Linked DNA regions of Homo sapiens: region 2 is linked to region 1. Evidence: read pairs that join two places in POLR2A ChIA-PET (ENCODE). Cell type or tissue: MCF 10A. All regions are shown on one strand.

Region 1 (2,500 bases):
GGACTGCAGTGGGGTGATCTCGGCTCACCGCAACCTCCACCTCCAGGATTCAAGCAATTCTCCTGCCTCAGCCTCCTGAGTAGCTAGGATTACAGGCTCACACCACTGCTCCTGGCTAATTTTTGTATTTTTAGTAGAGACAGGGTTTCACCATGTTGGCCAGGCTGGTCTCGAACTCCTGACCTCAGGTGATCTGCCCATGTCGGCCTCCCAAAGTGCTGGGATTACAGGTGTGAGCCGCCGCACCCGGCATCTATCTGTTTTAATGGTTATTTTCTTCTTCACACTTAAAATTCTTCAAAATACCTGCATGTTTATTGCCTGTCTTCCCTACTAGAATGGAAACTTCTTGCAGACGTGGATTTTTGTCTTGTTCATTGTGGTGTGCCTCGCAGCTAGACAGTGCTTAGTACAACACAGGTACTCAATAAATGTTTGCTGAATTAATGAAAAAACACTAATAAGGTAGGATTTACCTTGATGATCTGGTTTTTTAAAAGCCCGCAATGAGTGTTGAATTCCACCAGGTTCAGCTACCCTTCTTCCATTTCTAGCTCATGAGGCCCAGGCCCATGTTGCCGAGCCCTGGTTCCTTCTGGTCTGTACTCTCATCATCCCCTCTGGATCAGCACTACCTCCACCAAATACTTGTCCAGCTCCTATTATATGACAGGTGTTGTTCTGAGCCTCGGGAGACAGAACTGAATAAAATGCACACAAGCATCTACTTTCACAGAGCTTATATTCTATGTTTTGGCCCAAATCTACCTTTGTACCACACAAACATGATAGAATCAGCTCTGCATCAGGGTGGCCTTGATGGGAATTGGTTCAGACAGTTTACCAGTTTCTCCTATTTGTCAGAAATGTAAGGGGTTCCTCAACTGGATTGCTTGGTTGTCCCATAAAAGAAAAGTGAAGCGGAGCCTGGCCTAGGATAATGCCAGGATGGCCTTAAGAATGGAGTACAAATAGCAAAGAAATGGAATCAACCTAGGTGCCCATCAACATGAATTAGATAAAGAAAATGTGGTATATATATATATATGCCATAGAATACTGCACAGCCATAAAAAAGAATGAAATCATGCTCTTTGCAGTGACATGGATGGAGCTGGAAGCCATTATTCTAAGCCAATTAGTGCAACAATAGAAAACCAAATAACATGTTCTCGCTTATAAGTGGAAGCTAGACATTGAATACACATAGACATAAAGATGGGAACAGTAGACACTGGAGACTGCTAGATGAGGCGGGAGGGAAGAGGACATGGGCTGAAAAGTATTGTGATAGGTACTATGCTCACTACATGGGTGACAGCTAATTTGTACCCCAAACCTCAGCATCATGCAATATACCCGTGGAACATACCCCTTAATCTATAATAAAAGTTGAAAATTTTTTAAAAAAAGAAAGAACGGGGCACAAGCAGGAGAACAACAAGGTCTGCTTGGCACCCACTCAGGGCCTCGCCCTGCTAGCAGCTGAGTCAGCCCTGTTTAAGAGTTATGGGTGGACCTAACGCAGTGACCCAGGCATAGGCATTCCAGCATCTACTTCCTGACTGGAGAAGGAGGGCCTTGGCTGGCCCAGGCTGGCTAAAGCTGGCCGTCCTGGGTTTGTCTTGGCTGTCTGTGGGCAAAGCTGCATTTTAAACTTGAAATAATGGTAAATTCACTAGTAACACTGTTAGAGACAATGTTTAATTCGAAAACTCCTGTGCAGTCCAAGTAAATTAAATTATGAGGATAAAGTTTCCATCTCAAAGAACAACTAACTGCTAGGATGACTTCCAACTTAAAAAAAAAAGAAAAAGAAAAAGTACATTCACCATATTTAGAATCACTTCATTGTCCTAAAGAGTCAACTTTTTCCTACAAAAAAAAAAAAAGAAACATTCACTTGACAATATCCCATGAGACCGCCATTCTAGGGAACCTGAGTGATAGAGTGGCAGAGTCCTCTGAAGTCACCCCCTTTTCACCTGCACAGGCTGACTGTTCCATGGGCCCTACCCCACGACCACCCCCTCCTTGTAACTTCACTGCCTGGCAAGTTAAGCGTGATCCTAAGGGCTGAGGGAAGTTCTGGAATTTAGGGTGAATGAGAAGTGTATTCCCAGATGAGCTGCTCCTTGTAAGTGATCAAGCTTCCTAATATTTTAAGTATTTGCCGGGTGCGGTGGCTCAAGCCTGTAATCTCAACGCTTCGGGAGGCCAAGGCGGGAGGATCACTTGAGGTCAGGAGTTTGAGACCAGCCTGGCCAACATGGTAAAACCCCATCTCTACTAAAAATACAAAAAATTAGCTGGGTGTGGTGGTGCACGCCTGTAATTCCAGCTACTCAGGAGATTGAGGCAGGAGAATCACTTGAACCCTGGAGGCAAAGGTTGCAGTCAGCCGAGATTGCCCTCTGCACTCCAGCCTGGGTGACAGAGTGAGACTTTGTCTCAAAAAAAAAAAAAAAAAAAAAAAAAATTTAAGTATTTGTCATCTCCC
Region 2 (2,500 bases), 260 kb after region 1:
CTCAGTTCCTCACTACATGACTGCTCCACAGGAGTGCATGAGTAGCTGGCTTCGTCCAGAGCAAATGATCCAAGAGCATGCAAGGTAGAAGTAGAAATGTTTTTGATGACCTAGCTTCAGAAGTCACTCTACATCATTTCCACACTGTCTTATTGATTTTCCAGGTCAGCCCTGTTCAGAGTGGAAGTATCCACCCAAGGGAGTGACTATGAGGTGTGAGAGAATCTCTGGGGGTTATTTTGGAGGCTGGCTACAACTCCTTTTTAAGTTCTAAAGTTCATGTCATATTAAGAGTAAAAGGAACTCATCTCCTGGTAGTGGTGTTATGAACAGAATTCCCTAGGTATTTGTTTATGTTTGTTTGTTTTGAGACGAGGTCTTCCTCTATGGTCCAAGCTAAGGTGCTGTGCTCACTGCAGGTTTAACCTCCTGGGCTCAAGTGATCCTCCAACCTTAGTCTCCCACATAGCTGGGATCTCAGGCGAGCACTACCACATCCAGCTAATTTTTAATTTTTGTAGAGATGGGGTCTCCCTATGTTGTCCAGGGTGGTCTCAAACTCCTGGACTCAAGTGATCCTCCCACCTTGGCCTCCCAAAGTGCTGGGATTACACGTGTCAGTTACCGCATTTGGCCCCCGTAGAAATATGTGGCTCTAGACTTCGTGCAATACCAGCTTTGGAAGGTATATTCAAAAGAATTTGAGAAAAATCTTTTGTTTTTTAAAGCAATAAGTGTTTTATTTTATTTTATTTTATTTGTTTGTTTTTTGAGACAGATCTCACTCTGTCACCCAGGTTGGAGTGCCCTGGTGCGATCTGAGCTCACTGCAACCTCCGCCTTCCAGGTTCAAGGGATTCTCCTGCCTCAGCCTCCTGAGTAGCTGGGATTACAGGCACGCACCACCATGCCTGGCTAATTTTTGTATTTTTAGTAGAGATGGGGTTTCACCATGTTGGCCAAGCTGGTCTCGAACTCCTGACCTCAGGTGATCCGCCCACCTTGGCCTCTCAAAGTGCTGGGATGACAGGTGTGAGCCACCACACCCGGCTTAAAGCAATATGTATTTTAAACCTAGGTAGGTTGACAATTAAATATAGAAATGATTAAGAAAATCAAACATGCTGGGCACGGTGGCTCACGCCTGTAATCCCAGCACTTCGGCAGGCAGAGGCGGGCGGATCACCAGGTCAGGGGATGGAGAACATCCTGGCTAACACGGTGAAACCCCGTCTCTACTAAAAATACAAACAAAACAAAACAAAAAACAAAAAAACATTAGCCGGGAGTGGTGGCGGGCGCCTGGAGTCCCAGCTACTCTGGAGGCTGAGGCAGGAGAATGGCGTGAACCCGGGAGGCGGAATGGCGTGAACCCGGGAGGCGGAGCTTGCAGTGAGCCGAGATCGCGCCACTGCACTCCCGCCTGCGCGAAAGAGCGAGACTCCTTCTCAAAAAAAAAAAAAAAAAAAAAAAAAAAGAAAAGAAAAAAGAAAAATATATTAGTCGTGTAGTACTTATTTAAAACATATGATCTAAGTAATTGACTTACATTTGTGATTTTAAGTGGAAATATTTCAAAATGTAAATGTAATATTAGACATTTAAAAGAACCTAAAATTAACATATTTTTAAGATTAATCGATTGCATATATATGAATCACATAAATACTTGAAAAGGAATTTTTGTCAGTCATACAACTGAAGTACTTGACAAAATAAATTAATTACTTTAAGTTTACAAATGCAGATAAAATACTTAAAGTAGGTTAAGTAAATTTATTTATTTATTTATTTATTTAAAAAAATTTTTTTGAGACAGAATTTCAGTGTCATTGCACAGGCTGGAGTGCAGTGGCGCGATCTCGGCTCACCACAAACTCCGCCTCCAGAGCTCAAGTGATTCTTCTGCCTCAGCCTCCCGAATAGCTGGGATAACAGGCATGTACCACCACGCCAGGCTAATTTTGTATTTTTTTGGTAGAGGCAAGGTTTCTCCATGTTGGTCAGGCTGGTCTCGAACTATCCACTTCAGGTGATCCGCCTGCCTCAGCCTCCCAAAGTGTTGGGATTACAGGCTTGAGCCACCGCACCCAGCCTATTCTGTATGTTTTTATTTTATTTATTTATTTTTTTGAGACAAAATTTCACTCCTGTTGCCCAGGCTGGATGGAGTGCAATGGCGTGATCTCGGCTCACCACAACCTCCGCCTCCCGGGTTCAAACGATTCTCCTGCCTCAGCCTCTCCAGTAGCTGGGATTACAGGCATGTGCCAGGATGCCCAGCTAATTTCTATTTTTAGTAGAGACGCAGTTTCTCCTTGTTGGTCAGCTGCTCTCGAACTCCCAACCTCGGGTGATCTGCCCACCTCAGCCTCCCAAAGTGCTAGGATTACAGATGTGAGCCACCGCACCCAGCTGTTTTTATTTTTTTTTTAGATAGAGTCTTGCTGTGTTGCCCAGGCTGGAGTGCAGTGGCGTAATCTCGGCTCACTGCAACCTC

What was found. Peaks named below come from ENCODE experiments on the same cell type or tissue, not always from the same donor. Only the 100,000 strongest peaks of a DNase experiment are listed, where the experiment ranks them.
Region 2: POLR2A ChIA-PET joins it to region 1 with 5 read pairs; 3 of 35 experiments call an interaction of 5 or more read pairs at or near these places.

The regions. Positions count from the first base shown.
Region 1 is chr4:128,522,978-128,525,477 of GRCh38, forward strand. No RefSeq gene overlaps it. Among named protein-coding and RNA genes, the nearest start is that of LINC03140, 46 kb to the right of the region's middle. In MCF 10A, no CTCF peak of the experiment used is centred here; a DNase peak (open chromatin) is centred at 1,524.
Region 2 is chr4:128,783,449-128,785,948 of GRCh38, forward strand. No RefSeq gene overlaps it. Among named protein-coding and RNA genes, the nearest start is that of JADE1, 25 kb to the right of the region's middle. In MCF 10A, no CTCF peak of the experiment used is centred here; no DNase peak of the experiment used is centred here.